Linked DNA regions of Homo sapiens: region 2 is linked to region 1. Evidence: chromatin loops called from intact Hi-C (ENCODE). Cell type or tissue: endothelial cell of umbilical vein. All regions are shown on one strand.

Evidence for each region. Peaks named below come from ENCODE experiments on the same cell type or tissue, not always from the same donor. Only the 100,000 strongest peaks of a DNase experiment are listed, where the experiment ranks them.
Region 2: it touches region 1 in a loop (2.6-fold over the local background); 2 of 110 quality-filtered maps call a loop at or near these places.

What each region holds. Positions count from the first base shown.
Region 1 is chr12:102,117,291-102,122,290 of GRCh38, forward strand. It overlaps NUP37 (nucleoporin 37), which reads right to left and starts at 2,824. Exons shown (of 10, transcript NM_024057.4): 1 at 2,760-2,824; 2 at 1,073-1,293. The coding sequence starts at 1,228. PARPBP (PARP1 binding protein) reads left to right here and starts at 2,893. Exons shown (of 11, transcript NM_017915.5): 1 at 2,893-2,996. RefSeq lists enhancers at 2,625-2,694, 3,739-4,296. In endothelial cell of umbilical vein, no CTCF peak of the experiment used is centred here; a DNase peak (open chromatin) is centred at 2,861; H3K4me3 peaks cover 1,628 bases; H3K27ac peaks cover 1,516 bases.
Region 2 is chr12:102,298,708-102,303,707 of GRCh38, forward strand. All of the region lies in intron 3 of LINC02456 (long intergenic non-protein coding RNA 2456), which reads left to right. Among named protein-coding and RNA genes, the nearest start is that of LINC02456, 22 kb to the left of the region's middle. In endothelial cell of umbilical vein, a CTCF peak has its summit at 2,560 (motif pointing right); a DNase peak (open chromatin) is centred at 2,534.

The DNA of each region.
Region 1 (5,000 bases):
AATACAAAAATTAGCTGGGTGTGGTGGTGCATGCCTGTAATCCCAGCTACTTGGGAGGCTGAGGCAGGAGAATCAACTGAACCCGGGAGATGAAGGTTATAGTGAGCCGAGGTTGACCTCCAGCCTGGGCGACCAAGCAAAACTCTGTCTGAAAAAAAAAAATAAAAATAATAATAATACTCTGATAGACAAAGGATTAACCAGATAGTCCTGAGGGTTGAACCTTCATTGTTCCAAGTCTCTCTTACATGTAAAACTAGCTTTCCTCTGGGAAAACATGGTTTATGTTCACCACAAAGCAATCTTACTTTGGTGATTAAACCTGAGAGTGTTACCACTGCTCGTATCAATGACAACTAAAACATACATATGGATTACAATGTTGTCAGATGCCCTCTTGGAATTTTTATTTAGTATATTTACATATACTAAAATTCAAGCATTAGTTTCCTCATGTTTACAGGAGATGCTAAATATCTTATTCAAGGTCTCATAGCTAGTAAGAAGTAAGTAAAGCAGGAGTAAACATGTAGGCATTCCAGTTCTAGAATTCATGCTCTTAATGGCTATGCTTAACTGCCTGCTCAATTAATATGACTCCATATTCTGCATACATTAGATGCACAAAAAGTATGACAGCATACTAATAGGAAAGCTGAATATTATAAAAGCTATAAAATCTCCTGGAAGATTGTTTTTTGGGCTCTCAACATTAGCTGGTTTTGTATGTCAAAGCAGGATGTAGAAAAACCGTAATTAATTGGATCTCATTTATATTGTTTTTTTCCTGTACATACCAATGTTCAGTTAATCATAGCCTTCACTTATCAGAATATTCCATTAATGATCATGAGGCAAAAGTGAAGCCTCATACCATTCTTTTTCACTATCTATATAATGTTTACATAAATCTCAGGCACATATAACTGGGAACATCTTTCTCTATGGATCTTATCTTTTTTTTTTTTAACATTCAAACTCAATATACTTTCAAAGTTTAGATTTGGTTTGTGTAAGTTCTCTTAGTAGTGAAATATGTTCACTGTCATTCGGTGCAGTTTTGTAGACTAACCTGAAACGTACACGTGCCAATGACCACATAATTATTGCCACCATATGCAATTAGGTTTCCTGAATCCCCATTCTCAAAGGGATTAAATTCTACCACATGCACATAATCTTCACAATCCACAGTGTAGGCAGCATTTCTTGAGGCATCTTGCTTCATCTTGTATGTCAAAATTCAAGCAGTTGTGAAAATTAAATAGCCTTCTACTGGACAAGGTCACGAAACTGTGGATTAGAGCACAGGTACAATTACAATGGTCAATATGTTAGTCATTCAGCAAATGCATCAAAATAAGGTTGTGGTGTTACAATGAGACAGAAAGCTCAAAAGAAACATTTAAAGTACTTATCAAGGGACAGAAACTGCAGGAAAAATATTAAATCTAGTTATTAATGGTTCCACATTTGCTCCACAGCTCTTTCCCATATCTGTGATTCTAGCAGACAATAACACTGCAAAGTTCTGTTTAGATTATCTAAAACAAATAGTATTTCATCTGAAGATGGAATCATTTTAACAGCAAATGTTAATAAAAATTAATAACTTTTATGAACCACTATTTGTAGGTACCATATTAAGCATTTTACTGACATGATCACATCTGGTATCTGTACAAATCTAAAGGCAGGTACTACCTCTGGTCTCCATTTTGTAGATGGAGAAACTGAGGCTTCAGTAGGTTAACTAACTTGCCAAGCTCATAAGCAGGGCCAGGATTTGGAAGACTTCATTGTGTGTGGAGAACCAGCGCTAATGAAGAAAAAAACAGCCTCCTGGCTTGAAGGAGACCACAGTTTAGGGATAGTTATGACTCAACGTGAAAAGGGCTATAATATAAACAGATAGAAAATACAGGATCTGTTGTTAAGGAGTACCAAAATGTGTGATATAAAAATAATGTTCAGGGGGTTGGGCGGAGGGAGAGCATCAGGATAAATAGCTAATGCATGTGGAGCTTAATACCTAGGTGATGGGTGTGCAAACCACCATAGCACACGTTTTACCTTTGTAATAAACCTGCACGTCCCGCACACGTATCCCGGAACTTAAAAATTAAAATAATAATATTCTTAAAACTAGGCAGAAGACCTTAACCTGTCAGGGACTAGTGTGCATTCTGGAAGTAGCATTCCCACATGAGAATTATGGGTTTTAGAGTTTTTGGTTTTTTAAAAAATTCGACACAAGGGTTGTCCTGAAAACAGCTGGACTCAGTAACAAACATATCAAGCACCTTAAGAGTATGTACTGAGAATGAGTCCCACCTCGAGACGCTTATAAACTAGTAACTTTAGGAATGGACATCAGGGACTGGAGACTTTTGAAGGGTGACCAGCAAGTGTTATGGACACGGAGACAGAGAGGTATAGAAGTGCAAGAGATTCGAGGTCACGAAATTGTTCCGTCCCTACACCTACTGCTCATTAAAGCAGTGGCCGGGGCCTCACCGTACACGTTGGACAGGACTTGCCCCTGTAAAACTACAACGGCAGAGAAGAAGGGAGGGAACAAGATAAGTCTCTGCAATGAGCGCCGACACCTCTCCCCGGGCCAGGCGAGTTCCTCAAGACCCCGCTCCCACCTCCCGGGGCCCGAAGTGGGAAGGAAGAACTCCTGGGAATAGAGTGGCAAGGCTGGGCGGCCGGCAGAAAAGCATCCCGGCCTCTCGGGCTCCCAGCTCGATACGCACCGCAGAGCGCCAGGAACCGACCAGAGGCAGGCTGGTCTTCCTTGGGGGCTGCCGCGACGCGCTGTGGCTCTGCTTCCGGGTCGGAGGGCGAGCGCAGCGATTGGCTCCCGGGGCCTCCCGCGAGGTTTGAACTGTATTCAGCGGCGACAGCGGCGACTGCGGCGGCCGCGGGAGGGCATCCCGTTGGGGATCCTTCCGCACACTGAAGAGTACGTCTTCGGGTCTACCCCTAATCACGTAAGTCTCGCGTCTGCCCTACCTGCCCTGTCGCATTTTTAAGTGGTGATTCAGGCTGTGGCTTTTGAGGGTGTTTTGCACTGTAATACCTCGGTCGTAGCAAAGTGCCGTGGGACCGAAGTATTATGGTGCAGTGACTTGACGCTCGAGCCTGGTTGGGCCTGGGGGCTGTAGGCGGAGTTCACAGTATCTAGCGATGGAGCTGGTAGGTCCTGAGGGTTCGTCTGCAGCTTGGAAGACAGGCCCGTAGAGGCCTGCTTAACTTCCATTAGTTAGGCAGGAAACCTGGGTTCTAGTCCCACTATGTACACGGACTCCAATTCCTCAACTTTCTCCTACTCCTGATTAGTTACAGCCTCCCAAGGAACCTTTGGGACTTGCACTCGAACACTGATAATGATGTTGAGTGCAATTTTTAAATTGAGCACCTACTAAATGCCTGGCACTAGGTGGGTTATGTACTTGTTTCACTAACGTCTCATTCTGTGAGGTAGGAATTCCCTTCCTGGTTTTGCAGGTGAAGAAACTTATGCTCATTAGAGATTTTAAATACCGAAGGACTACAGGTCATAAAGGGGGAGCCTGGAAGTGATATCTGACTCGGAAGTGTAGTTCTTTCAACCATTTCACACTGCCTGCCCAGTGACAATTTTCTGTCTCACAGTTTTTGCTCTAGAGCAACTTGGAATCCAATTTTTTAAAAACAAGTGTTATCGCTGCTGCCTTTGGCTACTGTTTTTTTGTATAGTGCAGCCTGCCATTCAGAGTGCTTGCATATTTATTGTCTCATTGACTTCTCACAAGGGACTGGAAGGCAAGTATTTCTGTGTGATGATGCCTCCACCTAGGAACCACGTGTAAGGCTTATGGCATAGGCTCCCACAGCCAGCTAGCTACAGGAAGAGCTGGGACTAGACCAGGGGTTGGCAAACTGGCTGTGCTGCCTGTTTTTGTGCAGCCAGCTCCTGAGCTAAGAAGGAGTGTTACGTGTTTATATGGTTGGGGGAAAAAATGAAAAGAATAATGTTTTGTGATGTGTAAAAATTACATGAAATTCAAATTTCAGTGTCCATAAAAAAAGTTTTATTGGAGCACAGCTATACTCATTTGTTTGTTTATGTATGTCCATGGCTATTTTCACACTAGAAGGTCAAAGTGAGTAGTTGTGCATGCCTCAAATATTTACTGTTTGTTCCTTTAGAAAAAATTAGCTGATCCCTGAATGAGACTCTTGGTTTTCTGTCACCATAGTAATGCTCTTTTTTTTTTTTTTTTTTTTTTTTTTAAGACAGAGTCTCACTCTGTCACCTAGGCTGGAGTGCAGTAGTGCTATCTTGGCTCACTGCAACTTCCGCCTCCCTGGTTCAAGCGATTCTCCTGTCTCAGCCTCCCAAGTAGCTGGGGTTAGAGGCACACACCACCACACCCAGCTAATTTTTAGTAGACAGGGTTTCACCATGTTGGCCAGGTTGGTCTCGAACTCCTAACCTTAGGTGAGCCTCGGCTTCCCAAAGTGCTGGGATTACAAGTGTGAACCACCATGCCCAGGCAATGCTCTTTTACTTTTAACTCAAAACAACTTAGAAACTCATAATGCATGATAATAGCTAATGTGCTTTTATACATGCCAGGCACTGTTCTAAAAGCTTTACTTGTGTTTATGTCGTTGACTTGTCATAAAACCCTATGGGATAGGGTTTTCATTTTCATTATGAGGAAGCTGAGGCAGGGAAAGGTGATGTAACTTGGCCAAGATCTCGCAGCCAGTAAGTGGTGGAGCCACATTTCAGAATGGCCTAATTCCCAAGTGAGTCTTCATTCATAGCAATCAAATCTCATAATACTACCTTTAAATAATACCAGTAAGTAATTTACTCCTAAAAATGTATTTCAGGCAAAGTGACCATGTCACTGAAGCTGACAGTTCTTCACTTTCTTTTTTCTTTCAAGAGATGAGGGTGATTTTTTGAAGAGAAATACAATTCTTAGCTATTTACTAGGATT
Region 2 (5,000 bases), 180 kb after region 1:
CTCATTTAGTTCTGCTTTGATCTTTGTTATTTCTTTTCTGCTACTAGTTTTGGGTTTGGATTATTATTATTTTTCTAGTTCCTTGAGGTTCAATGTTAGGTTGTTAATTTGAGATTTTTCTATCTTTTTTTATAAGGGCATTTAATGCTACAGAATTTCCTCTTAGCACTGCTTTTGCTGTATACTAGAGATTTTAGTATGTTGTGTCTCTATTTTTATTTGTTTCAAGAAGTCTTTCAATTTCTGCCTTAATTTATTATTTACCCAAAGGTCATTTGGGAGCAAGTAGTTTTGCTTTCATGTACTTGTGTAGTTTTGAGAGTTCCTCTTGGTATTGATTTATAATTTTATTCTACTGTGATCTGAGAAGATACTTGTTATTATTTTGATTTTCTGAGTTTATTGATACTTGCTTTATGGGCAAATATATAGTCAATTTTGGAATATATTCCATGTGGAGGTGAGAAGAATGTATATTCTGTTAGATAAAATGTTCTGTGAATCTCTATTAGATTCATTTGGTCTACATCCCAGTTGAAGTCCAGAGTTTCTTTGTTGATTTTCTGCCTTGATGATCTGTCTAGTGATGTCAGTGGGGTGCTGAAGTCCCCCACTCTTATTATATTGCTATCAATATGTTTTCTTAGGTCTAGTAGTATTTATTTTATGAATCTGGGTGCTCCAGTGTTGGGTGCAGATATATTTAGGATAGTTAAATCTTCCTGTTGTATTGACTTCTTTATCATTTTATAATGACCTTTTTTGCCCCCTTTTTTTTTTAACTGTTGTTGGTTTAAAGTCTGTTTTATTTGATTGAGGATGACTACTCTCTCTTGCTTTTGTTTTCCATTTGCGTGATATATCTTTTTCAACCCATTTACTTTGATTCTATAGCTGTCTTTAGCCAGTATGTATGTCTCTTGTAGGCAGTACATGTTTGGGTTTTCCTTTTTTATACAGTTTGCCACTCTGTATCTTTTAAGTGGAGCATTTAGGCCACATACATTCAAGGTTAATATTGATATGTGAGGTTTTGTTTCTATCATGTTGTTGTTAGCTGATTGCCTTGGGATTTCAATTGTGTAATTGCTTTATAAGGTCTGTGAGCTTTTTACTTATGTGATCTTTTATGATGGTGAATGTTGTTGTTTAATTTCCATGTTTAGAACTCCTTTGAGGTTGGGCAGTGGCTCATGCCTGTCATTCCAGCACTTTGGGAAGCTAAGTGGGAGGATTGCTTGAGGCCAAGAGTTTTAGACCAGCCTGGTCAACATAGTGAGACACCATCTCTACTAAAACAACAACAACAAAAACAAAACTCCTTCGAGCATTTCTTGGAGGACCAGTCTAGTGTTGATGAATTCCCTATTTCTCCTTGATTTATGAAGCTTAATCTGACAGGATATAAAATTATTGGGTGGCATTTTTTTTTCTTTAAAGATGCTAAAAATAGACCCCCAATCTCTTCTGGATTGTAAGTTTTCTGCTGAGAAGACAGCTACTAGTCCGATATGATTATATATATATAAATGCAATTAGACACTTCTCTCTTGCCATTCAGGATTATTTTGTTTACATTGACTTTGGATAGTCTTGGTGAAGTTCTTGCAATGTATTATCCAGAAATTCTCTGAGCTTCTTGTATCTGGATGTCAAAATCTCTCCTAAAACCAGGGAAGTTTTCTTGAAGTATTTCTGCAAATAGGTTTTTCACACTTTTTGCTTTTTCTTCTTCTCCCTCTGGAATACCTATAACTTACAGGTTTGTACACTTTTATATTTCACAAAGGCTTTGTTCATTAAAAAAAATTTTTTAAATATTATGTCTGACTGAGTTAATTTGAAAGACCTGTCTTCCAGCTCTGAAATTCTTTCTTCCACTTGGCCTATTGTTAACACTTTCAATGTATTTTGTAACTCCTTGACTGAATCTTTTATTTCTAGAAGTTTTGTGTGTGTGTATTTTTTTAAATGACATTTATCTCTTCTTTCATGTCCTAAATTGCTTTTCTATTTGTATGGGTTTTCTGCTTTTTCTTGGATCTCACTGAGCTTCTTTAAAATCAGTATTTTGAATTATTTATCTGATATTTCAAAGACTTCATTTTGGTTAGGATTTGTTCTGAGGAGTTAGTATTCCCCTTTGGGGGTGTTGTTACATTCTGTTTTTTCCATACTTTCAGAGTTGTTTCCCTGGTTGTTTCTTATCTGGATAAGCTGTCTCTCCTTCTTATTTTTTAATTTTGCTTCCCTTTGGACAGGATTATTTTGCCCCCTTGAGGAGGTGTCTGTACTGTATGATGTGGTGTAGTGTCCTTTGGGTTTGGTTCTGGGTATTTTCAGTGGCAAAGAGTCTGTATAAATTCTTTGGTAATAGCCTTTGTATGGTGACTTTCTCAAATGCTGGTTGTTGTAGTGATGTGCTAAGCATGTGAGCAGCCTCACTCACTGCCTCCTGTGGGCTCAGGGTGATGGAAGTCTCAGGAAGCTTATTTCATTCTCCAGTACTCTGCACTTGAGTCAGCAGATTTCCTGTTGTGTTGCACCATTCAACTTCCAGGCCAGTAGGTGGTGCTTATGTCTGTTTTTATCTCCTACACCCTTGTGGTTCTTATGCTTAGTGTTCTACCCATGAGTGAAAATTGGGTATTGAAGTACCCAATTATTGATGAATTGTCTATTTCTCTCTTCATTTAAATCAATTTATGCTTCATATGTATTGGTGCTCTGTTGTTAGGTGCATATATATTTTTGATTGATGTATCTTTCTGGTTAATTGACCTTTTAAAAAACATCTTCTTTTATCTATAGTAATATCTTTTGTTTTAAGGTATATTTTGTCAGGTAATTGTATAACCATTCCAACTTTCTTGTGGTTGCTGTTTGCATGATATTTCTCTTTCATCTTTTTACTTTAAGTCTATTTGTATTTTGAATCTAAAGTGTGTTTCCCATAGATAGCATGTATTGACTCTTGTTTTTTGATCTAGTCTGAGAATCTCTGCCTTTTGACTGGATTATTTAGTCCATTCACCTTTAATGCTATTATTGATATAGTTGGAATTATGTTTGCCATTTTTGTTTTTTATATATCTCATGTTTCTCTTGTTCCTCTGTTTCTGCTTTACTGCTTTCTTTTGCATGAAGTGAATATTTTATAATGTAGCATTTTAATTTTTTAAATTATTTTTTCACTATATTTTTGAGTTATTAGTGGTTACTCTAGGGTTTTTCTATATACACTGTGACTTATAATAATCAGTTTGAGATTTATACTAAATTAATTCTAGTGAGATACAGAAATGTTACTTCTATATACCTTTGTTCCCTTCCCCCCATTTTTGTGATACTATTCTTATTCATATTACATCTATTACATCTAATATCTGAATATTACAAACCCAACAATGCATTGTTGTAATGATAAATTTACACGCTTTTATGTTTTTTAAGGATATTGAGGAGAGCAAATACAGACACACACAAACACACACACACATTTATAGCTTTTGTTGTGTTAGCCTTTTAATTTATCATTTCTGGTTCTCTTCATTTGTTCCTGTGCATACAAGTTGCCATCTGAAGTCATTTCCTTAATCCAATACAGCTTTGCCCCCACCCACCTCTTTTGTTCTATTATTGACCAATATTACATTTTTATGTTATAGGCTCAACATCACATTATATACTTCTTTATACAATTACTTTTAAAATCTTTTAGAAGAAGAAAGGAAAAGAAATGCCTTGACTTTTACAATTAGATAATTACCTTTCCTGGTTCTTTTTGCTTTTTTCATATATATATTCCAATTACTCTCAGGGTTCACTTGTTTGTAGCATGAATTTCTTTTAGTACTTCTTATAAGGTAGGTCTGCTAGCAACACATTCCCTCTGTTTTTATTAGGACATGTCATTATTTTACCTTATTTTGGTGGATATAGAATTCTTGGTTAATAATTGCTTTTTTTGGTTCATTCTGAATATGTTGTCCTTCTGGCCTCAATTAATTCTGCTGAGACATCAGCTGTTAATCTTCCTGGAGTTTCAGTCTAAGTGATGAGTCATTTTTATCTTGATGTAGTCAAAATTTTCTTATTGTCTTTAGCTTTAGCTTTTTCACTTTTAGGTGTCTTTTGATGTGACATTGTAATCATACTTTTTAAATCATGGCCCATTTTATTTGAAAATATTATTTGAAATTATTTATAATCTCTACTTTGAAAACTTTTTCTGTTCAATCTGACATCTGATGTCTGTTAAATCTGACATCTGGTAAGTCTTCCAGGCAGTTTCTGTTGTCTACAATTTTTTTTCAGTGTATTGCTTATTCTTTCCTGCTTCTTTATATGTCTCATAATTTTTTGTTGAAAAATTTTAGGTAGTATATTGTAATAATACTGGGTACTGGTCTTCTGGGGCTTGTTGTTATTTGCTTATTTACTTGTTTGTTGATTGACTAGATTATTTTGGTGTAATTTATTTCTTCCTCTGAAGCATAAAGTCTATAAAGTTGTTTCTCAGGGGATGCAGTTTGATATGCTCACAGTCAGCTGGCAACACAGTGGATTTGGGAGAGCTCTCTTTTGTCTTTTTCTCTGGTCATACCCAGGTATTATGCTCCACTACTTACTTGCTGGCTGATGGCTCTGTTGCTTTCAACAATGCCCTGGAATATAGATTGTTTTACAAACTGACCCAAAAATTTGGGCTCTTCTTAAAAAATTGTTCCTGAGGTCAGTTTTTGAGATTTGTTTTGACCCTAAGAGGGTTCCTCCCAGATGTCTTGCTTTCTATTTCTCTATAGCAAATCATCCAGCTTACAACTTAGGCTATATCTCTAACAAATCTATCAATTTTTTCCCAATTGCTTTTCACAAACTTTCACTGTTTTTGAGAGTGACTTTAGGCTTGAAATTGTCCATGGTTTGTTGGAAATGAAGTCAATTTCTTTGGGGAGAGATTTTAAGTATTCTGTTATACAGCGTGCTTCTCTACGTTT